Linked DNA regions of Mus musculus: region 1 is linked to region 2. A link is a contact called in ENCODE Hi-C data. All regions are on one chromosome and are shown on one strand. The core of a region is the stretch at or near the end of the contact, and the rest is flanking DNA. Distances in the headings are between cores, read along the strand shown. Region 1 overlaps Zbtb20 (zinc finger and BTB domain containing 20). Region 2 overlaps Drd3 (dopamine receptor D3).

Region 1 (5,249 bases), core at 207-2,706, 180 kb before region 2:
CCGTGTTCATACTTAACACGAGAGCAGTTTCTGGTCATGGGGAAATGGAAAGCTCTAGACTCTCCTGGCTTTCTTAAAACAAGCTTGCTCTGAAAAGGAGGCCAGAGAGGCCTAGATCTTTCCAATCAAGGATGATCCATAAAGCAATCAATTTTTACTTTTTTTTTTTTTAACTTTTTGTTTTTCTTTGCTGTTGTCTTGTTTTCCTGTCTCTCATTCTCCCACTCTGGCTGTGTCTTGTTCTGTCCTGCTTGCTGTCTCCTCCCGCCTCACCAGGTGAGAAGCCCCACCAGTGCAGCATCTGCTGGCGCTCCTTCTCCTTGAAGGATTACCTTATCAAGCACATGGTGACGCACACCGGCGTGAGAGCGTACCAGTGTAGCATCTGCAACAAGCGCTTCACCCAGAAGAGTTCCCTCAACGTGCACATGCGCCTGCACCGCGGGGAGAAGTCCTATGAGTGCTACATCTGCAAAAAGAAGTTCTCCCACAAGACCCTGCTGGAGCGACACGTGGCCCTGCACAGTGCCAGCAACGGGACCCCTCCGGCAGGCACGCCCCCAGGTGCCCGCGCGGGTCCGCCAGGCGTGGTGGCCTGCACAGAGGGGACCACTTACGTCTGCTCCGTCTGCCCAGCAAAGTTTGACCAAATCGAGCAGTTCAACGACCACATGAGGATGCATGTGTCTGACGGATAAGTAGTACCTTTCTCTCTTTCTTACGAACCAAACAAAACGACAACAAAAGAAATAAACAAGCAAACAAACAGACAAAAAGCTATGGCACTAGAATTTAAGAAATGTTTTGGTTTCCTTTTTACTTTCTGTTTTTGTTTCTGTTCCGTTTCATTTTGTACTACATGAAGAACTGTTTTTTGCCTGCTGGTACATTACATTTCCGGGGGCTTGGGTGGATAATACTTTTCCCAGTCCCCCTTGGATGGTGGCCTTAAGGCCTGGTAGTGCTTCAGGAGGTCCACTGGTTGGATCTCTAGCTACTGGCCTCTAAATACAACCCTTCTTTACAAAAACAAAAAACAAACAAACAAAAAAAAAGACAAAAACAAAAACAAAACAAAAAAAGCAAAAAAACCACACACATACACACACACACAAAAAAAAAGAAACAAAAAAATCTTTTAAAAAAGTTTTAAAAAAATGTTTAAAAAAAAAAGAAAAATTGTTTTTCCACTCGTGAAGAGCACTACAGAGTTTCTTAGGAGCTGTAAGGCCTGCTGTCTTTAAATACACCGCTCACAGTGTTTCAGAGAACAGTTCACTCTTCTGGCCACTTGGACTTCACAGTAAGCAGTTTAAACTGTGGAATATCACTTCTGGTTGAAAACCCAGAGGAATGGCCCTGCTGTTTCCACCTACCATGCTGTCTGATGTCATTAAAGGGCTCTGGGATGGGAGGGGTCGGTGAGCCCAGTGGTGTCAACAAAGGCGGGGTGGCAGGCTTCTCCCCCAGGTCTGCCTGGTCCACACACCCTGGCCCACCTCCTCCACATCCCGCCCCTTTCAGCAGAAGCCAGGAAGACTCGGACAAGCAACAGTGGCTATCGTATTTATTCAGTGTCTTGGCTGAGCCACAGCCTCAGCACAATCAAGAGGGACTTTCATGAAAGGCAGGAATGCAGAGAAAAACAAAGATTACAGATTTGCACCTATGTTTCTAGGTACAAGAGAAGGATTATTTCCAACAATCTTTGCAAAAAAAAAAAAAGTGTCAGGATATATTCTTGTGGAAGAGAAAAAGAAAGAGAAATGGAGGGTGGGGGGAACAGTAAAAGTTCTTGAGGCTTTTTTAATTCAAAAATTTATAGAGGGGCAAAAGTGATGTTTACCAGATAGAATGCTGATTTTTTTAATATATTTACAACAGTATTTGTGTAAAAAAAACAAAAAAGTGAGATTGTTAAAAGTGATTTTTTTCTCCTTTTGGTTCCGCATACACTGCCGTCGTTCCCTTTACTTTGTCTCACACATATATATATTTTTTGGTAAGTCAAGACTGTTAAGGTTAGCGATACTGCTTCCAGATAGAAAGAATAGAAGGCAACTAAAGTTATATTTGAAAGAGAGGAAGGATATTTTCTTCATATTTTTTTTCTTAATTTTTATTATTTTAAAGTATTGCCTGGGTTGCTAAGGGCCTCCGAGGCCCGCCCACCCTGCTGTAATTTCAACTGCTGCTCTGTTTTCGATGCATAGATCTTTGACTTCTAGCAGGCTTCAGTGGAGCGAGCCACTGAACAGTTATCACCTATCTATCTAGAATTCTGTCCTTTATCATGGGAGGGGTGTGCTCTTTTACAAGCAGATTTCTTCCTTCTCCAAAATTTCACTGAGCTCTTAGGATTCTAGAGTTCCATGAGCCTTGCTTTGTTTCCTCTGGTGAAACACTAGTGGTCCAGACACCTTGACACAGGGGTCTGTTTCCTTCATGGTCCTCACTCCTCTCCCCTGCCTGCTCACCCTCTCAGAGCACTGTGTGGGCGTCACTCTGAGAAGCCTGTTACAAACCACAGTGCATTGATGCCAAAACTCCTCCCTTCCTTTCACGGCCTCTGACTGCCCACCATAGCTCACAGGGCTGAGTTAGGATGGTCATTCTTTAGTTGATTGTTGACTCTTGCTTTTTTGGAGGAATTAACAGTTTCTCTGTGCTAACATCCAACTTTCAAAAGGCCATGAATCTCCAGCATCATCCTGGATGCTGCTCTTTCTAGTTGGGATTTCTCTCTTTGGTGTTGATCAAGAAATCATAAGATTTTCCAATTATATACAGAGTCCTGAAGGGGTTCCAGCTTAAAAAAAAAAAAAACGGGACTTTTAAAACCTAGATAATACTCACTAAGTAATTTTATGACTGGCCATGTTTTAGCACACTTAAAAGGAAAAGTAACTATTCCAATAACACAGAAACACAAAACTACATTTTTTTTTAAAAAGGAGATTTTCTTTTTAAATTGCTCTACATTTTAAATCAGTTTTCTTCCTAATTTTCCTGTTAGCATTTTATTTACAAAAAAAAAAAATGCAGCAAATGAGGGAAAATTTTCCAAGGCAAGCAACTCTATAATGACTAAATTGGTTTTATTCATATATTTTAGACAATTGGTTAACTTGAATCTTTTCCATAAGTTCTTTGTGATGTTTAGTAGTTTGTGCAACTGGAGTATTTGTGGCGTTGAAGTTGGTCTTATGGTGCTTAATTCAGTGGATTTTTTGCTAGAAGTTGTAGTGTGGCTTTGGATGGGTAACTTACTACTGAGTATCACTTATCGTGATTTCTAAGAAGGGGACACCCAAAAAACTTGTGTGACCTGTTTTAAAAATTAGCTTCAGAAATGCAAAAGTTCTCCCTATTACCCCCCCCTGCTGTTTTGCTGTTGTTAATATTGGAAGTCAGGCGTGACCTGATGTTCCTGTACCACCGAGAGAGGGAGCATTAGGTCACAAGGTCATGGAATCATTTGGAAATATGAGTTGTTCAACCCATCAAGGAGGAAAAAAAAAAAAAACTGATGCTGTGATATTCTTTTCTTAATCTGGAGGGAAAAAAGACATGAAATCACTCACCATATAAAGCAAGGGAAAGAAAGCAGAGGCCCAGCGTCAGGCATCCTCACTGTTGACGGGAGCACATTGAAAGATGTGTTTCCAGTCAGAGCTCAGTAAAGTAGCCAGCACTCAGACTGATCCTGGGAACACTTAACCTTGCGTGCCATTCGGTCCCATTCCCATCTGCTCACTACACCTGAAAGAATCCCGTTTGTCTTCATGCTAATGTGCCATTGTCAAAAAGCTAAGCAACTGGGTTAAAGATCCAACATTTGTTGTAGAGCATGGGAAAGAAAAGAAAAGAAAAGAAAAGAAAAGAAAAGAAAAGAAAAGAAAAGAAAAGGACACCAGATGACTTGAAACTCTGAGACACATTCTTTTCCTATAAAGGGAATATCTTCTTTTAAAACGTGTGAGGAGATCCCTGAGGAATTCTTGGTCAGGTCCTACCTACTGTACAGGCTCAGTCCTACTGTACAGGCTCAGTCCTGCTGTTTTACCCCAAACATCTCCCAACCTAAAATACTGCTTTCTAGAACTGAAGGACACTCCGTTGGCATCAGAACTCTAAAGGAAAGTCGCTTCTATAGTGCTGGTGCTGTATACCTGGCCTCTCGAGGGCTGTTTTCCAACTGCACTGCATTGTAGAAGATAAGCCAGTCTGCACCTACTTCAAAAGGTTACAGATGCTTCCAGGATTGCCCATGCACACTCGATATTTAACAATCACAAATAAGAGAAGATGAGAAAGAGTGCCGCTTTTTTTTTTGTTTGTTTGTTTTGTTTTCTGTCCTGCCGTTTTTATGATGGGATGCTATCAGTTCTTTTAAAACTAGAAAACAAACAAACAAAAAAGGTCATTTTAGTATTCAGGAACACTTGCGCAAGTGTGCATGCACACATGTGCACACGCTCACACACGATGGAAGCAGATGTTCCAGGCAGAAGACCTCTTGAGAAGTTTAGGGAACAAGAGCTGGCATTCAAAAGAATACTAGTATATATTTTTTTAATCAATCTACAATTTAAACAAGAAATTTGTTAAATACAAAAACAAAATAGTACCAGCATTTGTACAAAAAAAGAGCCCCTAATTGTGTAAAACATATCCCCCAAAAGACAATAATTAGAACTGGAGGATATGATTCAGCTCTACAGTAAAAAACAAAAACAACCAAGCCCCACCCCCACACTCACACCTAGTAATCCTAAAGGAAAATCTTTATAGAAGTTTTTCACGGTGTGAACTTACCCTCCTGCAGCCTCTCCCATCGCAGGTCTTTCGCCCTCAGGAGGGAGGGTGGCAGGTAATCCTGGCTCATGCCCCAGAAGCTCCCATCCCCTCTCCCCTATCTAGGAGGCCACAGTCACTGTTGGCTTTAGAAAGACTTGGGCTTGCCTTCTTTCTCTGTAAGTAAGAGACACTTTATTATATATCATAATATCATGTAAGGACCAAGAAAACTCTTTTCAATCCATGAGCAGGGAGAGGCTGTGTGTCTGAGACGGGAGAGCAAGAGTTTTCTCTGGGCGTGCCTGTTTCATATCACTCTCCCTGTCAGGATCTATGTGTGCTTCCATCTCACACACCATCTACTACCATCATACGGCCTGCTTATGCCCCAAAGCACTGTTTTCTTTCAGCAGTAGAAGTTAAACCAGAAATGTGTGCCTCATCAAAGC
Region 2 (5,204 bases), core at 1,804-4,303:
TTTTCCTAAATCTCTCTTTCCCCTAATGTCTAATCGGTTAAATCGTAAATCGGTTACTACTTTTTTCCCTATAAACTCTTACTCTGCTTCATTCAGACTCAGACTGAAATTCTTTTCTGCAGTGAAGTCCAGAAGCCAGGCTGCACCTGGAGGAGGTCTCTGAGAGACCTCCCCAGATTGCTGCAGGCTACAGGGTAGAGCTGAGTCACCTACAACCACTGAGAAAATGAAGAAGAGTAGACAGAGTTCTAGAGAGACACTGGAACCGCCCCTCCCTCCTTCCCCAGTCCCCACCCCTCCTCTCTACCCCAGTGAAAGTGTGCCTATATGTTCAACACACACACACACACACACACACACACACACACACACACACACACACAGATGACTGACTGAGGCCTAGGTGCATGGCCCTTAAAGAAGAGGTTCTGGGATCAGAATGCAGCTAATGTTTCATTTGACTGAGTTGGTCATATAAGGGTGTCTTTTTGCAATTTGCCTCTAATTTGCAGAAGGGCATCATTTTGCTCGCCACAACCGTATTAACACACACGTTACCTTTCACCACTTAAAACCCAACCAGTAAGAACAAACTTTGAGTTGTCTTCTGTCTCCTATAGGAAAACCCCCAGAATGCATAGCGCTCCTGATAACCTAAAAGCTGAAGGAAGAGCTGTGCCTCCGATCTCAATAGGGCAGGGGCTTACATTTCATAATGGACTGTCCTCAGCAAACCTCAAAACAGAGCTCCCCACCCCCGTCCTAGGAAAGAAAACGGGCCTCAGAAAAGCTGTCTCCATTCTCCTTCCCAGCAGTGTGCAATACACAGCATTAAAATCTGTTCATGTGATGCCAGATAGCTGGTCAATTCATTAGAAATGCAGTCATTCACACAGACCTTTGGTCCTCACACAATGCCAGTCATCAGCCTGACAAACTTGACCAAATGGATTCAGTACTTTTTTGGTCATGAAGCCCTGGTCCATAATAGCAGGGTAGTAAGAGATAGGAAAAAAAGAAAAAGAAAAAAGAAAAAGAAAAGAAGGAAAGGAAATGATAAAAGGGATTTTGAAAGCAAGTAATAAATACTATTGTCATTAGATTCTTAGGCTTGGCTCTGGATGCTTGGATTAAAGCCTCCTTTTTCCTTTTAAAAAATCAGAGTGGGAGTTCTCTGTTCACAAGCCCCCACCCCACAGCTCCGGCATCTTCCCAGCAGGTCAGTCCCCTCCCACCGCATCCTGGGTCAGGGCTGACTCAAGGAGGCCGCTGAGAACGTGTCAGGGAAGGAGGACATGACCAAAGCGCTGAAAATTAGAGTCCTCCGAGAGGAGCCCCGGAATAATGCAACCAAATTCATTCACCAGAGAGATCTTTAAGTGGCTCTCAAATGGCACCCATCACACAAGCAAGCCTCCGCGCCTTTGCAGAGAGCACAATAGGTACCAGATGAGTCACAGGCACCTTGGATTTTTAGTTTGCATCTAAATAAGCACTTTATATTTGCAAAGGGCTTTCCAGTCATTTGCAAAAAGCTTTCTCCTTCAACAACTCCACCAGGGGAGTCCACAGAACTAAAGATTTATTGAGCCCCCTGTCTGACCAAATAAAAGGTGGTGAAAAGCTGCCTTCAGAGCTCTGGGCTCATTAAACCCAGGCAGGGAGTTAGAGTCAGGCCCTCCCACTCAGACCGGGCTCGTCTTTCCCCCAGCAGTCACGGCGAGAACCCCCCACTTGAGGTTAATGATAGCTTCAGCTGGACAGTCATGATATTAAGACCTTAATGAGCGATCGGCCACGTCGACCGAGAATCAGAGGGCGCTCCATGTGTGCTGAAGGTCCTGCTGTCCCTCGTCACAAGTCCCAAGCTAGACCCTGATCTTCCAGAGATTTAGACAGTCCCCCATTCTTGACAAAAGTTAGGGAAGGTCACCTGTGAAGGTCACGCCTGCAGCGCACCACTAGAAGTATAATTTCCTGTTATCCTAATTTGTGTGAATGCACAGGCAACAAAAACAAATATAGCTATCATTTATAAACAGTCCAGCAAAGTAGGTACATTGTCCCATTACATGTGCACATGTCAGTGGGCGTATGCGTATGTACACACACACACACACACACGGGTGGGGTGACTAGAATCACAAAGCTATTAGGTAATAGATGAATGGAACCAAAAGTCACTGCCCATCTTTTTATTTCCCCAGGGCTGGGGATGGAACCTACCACTTAGAATGTGCTAACCTTTGCATTCTTCCATGGAGAGACAGCTCCAGGGTTATGTTAGCTCAAGCCACCAACACAAGTCTGTGATCCTCCTGCCTCCACCTTCACCCCCTGAATGCTGACCTTGTAGGCATGTGCCACCAAGCCAGCTTGTGCAGCCAATATCTCCTACAATAAACTGCCCTGGAGCCTCACCCTGGGGCCCCTAGCTGTTAAGTCACACTGCCAAGTTCAGTATCTAAGCCTTACAGCAAAGCGACTCTAGGCTGTTTGGTTCCTTGTGCCCGTTTAACATCAACAACTACCCCAGCCCTTCAACAGTGGCTCACACAAGAAAGTTCTCGACACTTGTCTGATAAATAAATTTAATGTGCACTGCCTGACAACCAGGAGGGGGAAAAAATCACAATCATAAAACCTAAAGTCACACAGAACAATCATGAATCTCTTAGGCTAGCCCAATAATGATGGCGATACAGTAAGAACTGCCTTTTGGATTTTAAGTTGTATTAAAAAACAAACAAACAAACAAAAAACTTCACAAATGTAATCTCATTCAATAGCTGTGAACAGTTCTGTTAGACAGAAAATTTGAGTCAGAAAACTCCAGCCGCGGGCCTCACTGTCTGACAAGCTAGCTGCAAAGCTGGATTTCAGCCCTAGGGCTTTACCAGAGCGAACATTGACTGCACTCGGGTCGGCTGAGTACTCTACAGGAGAGAGGGCCGAAAGAACTAGATGCTGCAACACAAAGAAGGGAGTGGGACTGGGAACACCTCCAAGGGAGGTGGCCCTAGCCAGGGTTCCTTCTCCAGCCAAGCCGCGCCAAGCCAAGCCTGACCCAGCGCCTCCGCGGTTGGCCTTGAGCAAATCGCTCAGAGAGGAAACCAGAGGCTAAACAAGTCTCGCAGGGTGAGAATGCGGGGTCCTCGCAGGGCTCCAGGAACTAAGTGGGGAGGTTTTCCGGCTCTGCCTCCCCACAGAGCCTGGAGAGCCCCCAGGTGAGTCGTGAACTTCTCACCCCGGCAGAGCTGGCGAAGTTCTTGCTGCATTTTGGTGCCCTCCAATGGTGGATTTTGGAACAGCCTCGAGGTCTTAGCCACCCACCTATGACATGCTGGAGGGGGCCTCATTTATTCTAACGGCTTAATCATTTAAGAAGAAGAAGGGGGGAAAAAAAACATACTGTGACAATAAAAGACTGTAGTCTTGTCTCTCATCTCTTACCCCAAGTGAGCAAGAAGGTTTGACAGAAATTCTCCCTAATGCAGACTCTCTCAGACTTGTCTAATAAGATACATTAGATGTTAAAAATACACGTCTCTGGGTTTTACTTTAGAAGTACCTCATGGAAACCACTAGGGAAATAACTTGGGGACGTTCATTTTAACAGTACACCCCCACACTCTCCAACTCCCACCCCCACGTTCCCCACACCCTAACACGCTGGCAATTAGCAGAGTCAAGATACTTGGGGAGGTTCAGTTCTGAGCATTCACACTGGTCTCCCGAGTACAAACAAGTGGGATGCCAGCAAACCCATGTTTCCCTGCAGGGCTAAGACAGCTACATGTGCCTTGGACAGGGAATGGGGTCCTTGTCAAAGGCACTGGTCCTAGAGATGGGAGACCTGGCTCTGCAAGGACAACTCCAGTCTGAAACTTTAGATCTATCCTGCCTTCCCTGAAGTTCTGGCTCCTCTCATAAAAAGAGCTACGTTCAGTATAGTCTCTTGCTCATAGAAGTGATGGAGCCTCCAAAGAGCTGATGAGCATTAAAGTGTGTTTAAGACAGCATGCCATTCCCACTAGTGTGCTAGAACCATGCTGGTGAGAGCAATATTCCAGGAATGTTTCAAGTTGGTAATCAAGCCTTTGGTGGTGGCTTGACATGAGCAGTGGTGGGAGTATTTGCGCAACAAAAATTGATGCATGTTACAAATTGGGGCTTTGTGTGTGTGTGTGTGTGAGAGAGAGAGAGAGAGAGAGAGAGAGAGACAGAGAGACAGAGAGACAGAGACAGAGAGACAGAGAGAGACAGAGAGAGACAGAGAGAGCAAGAGAGGAAAAGAAAGAAAGAGGAAAAGAAAGAGAGAGGAAAAGAGAGAGAATTGTTAGCACATCACTGAATATTTAGCATGTCTGGATTCTTTTACCCGTTAATTTTTTTTTGCCCACACATTTTGGTGTGTGATGTTTTTGTTTATTTTCAGTTTTTATAATAACATTTTATATATAAAAAAGCTAGTATGAAAAACAAGGAGGACTTTGCCTACAGCAAGCCCAAGCCAAAGAACGTGGTTGCCATCTTCCCACTCTCCAGACTTCAGCTAGCTGTAGCAGTTCCTCCATGACAGCAGCAGGATTTAAGTCTCAGCCCCTCCTCCAAAGGCTCCTGGGGTCACCATGAAGTGACCCTAGTGACCACATTTGATTTGGAGCCCTAGCAGAAAAGAAGTCCTCAAACTGATAGGCCTGGAGGACCACCAGGTGGGGGTGTGCTGTGTAACTGCTCCAGAAGAAAAGAATGGGGCTACCATGGACCCCCTTGGAATCCATGGGGACTCAACAGACTTTAACTCAAGAACCCCATTTCTCCCTCTTCAGAAGGAAGCCACTCGCTCTCATCTCAAGACTCACAGCAGTCTTTATGCTGTTCTGTCAGGAACACAGGTGTTAATTCTTGGAAAGTAGCTACATAAGAGGCACAGGTGGAACACGGACATTGGACACACAGGGACAAACAGGGAACATCGCTCAACCTCTGCTCACCCAGCATGCATCTTGCTTTCCCTCAGCCCAAGCTTTGCGGTGTACAAGGCAGAGTAAGGAGGCTCCTGCCCTAAATCTGGCATCCTGCCTCCCCGGAAACCAAAAAGACAAAAATTGTCGCTCTATATTTAGACCCATATCTAAATTCCCCGGAGCCTGGCTCAAGGATTAGACCGTTCTCTCATGGCCACTGAGACGGGCGATAGC

Evidence for each region. A loop is a pair of places that touch in the nucleus more often than their neighbours do.
Region 1: a map of adrenal gland shows a loop between it and region 2 (3-fold over the local background). The contact joins two enhancer-like sites. A Hi-C loop is called at or near these places in 6 of 37 maps with a recorded cell type or tissue (adrenal gland, gastrocnemius and left cerebral cortex).

Annotation. Positions count from the first base shown.
Region 1 is chr16:43,618,047-43,623,295 of GRCm38, forward strand. It overlaps Zbtb20 (zinc finger and BTB domain containing 20), which reads left to right. Exons shown (of 11, transcript NM_001285805.1): 11 at 277-1,082. The coding sequence ends at 698. Among named protein-coding and RNA genes, the nearest start is that of Mir568, 20 kb to the right of the region's middle. Within about 2 kb of position 1,457, at least 2 of the 3 ENCODE cell types and tissues checked have a DNase peak (open chromatin) inside an H3K27ac peak, as active enhancers do; they include gastrocnemius, where a contact is called at or near this core.
Region 2 is chr16:43,798,942-43,804,145 of GRCm38, forward strand. The region is part of intron 2 of Drd3 (dopamine receptor D3); the gene reads left to right. Among named protein-coding and RNA genes, the nearest start is that of Gm26074, 32 kb to the right of the region's middle. Within about 2 kb of position 3,054, at least 2 of the 3 ENCODE cell types and tissues checked have a DNase peak (open chromatin) inside an H3K27ac peak, as active enhancers do; they include gastrocnemius, where a contact is called at or near this core.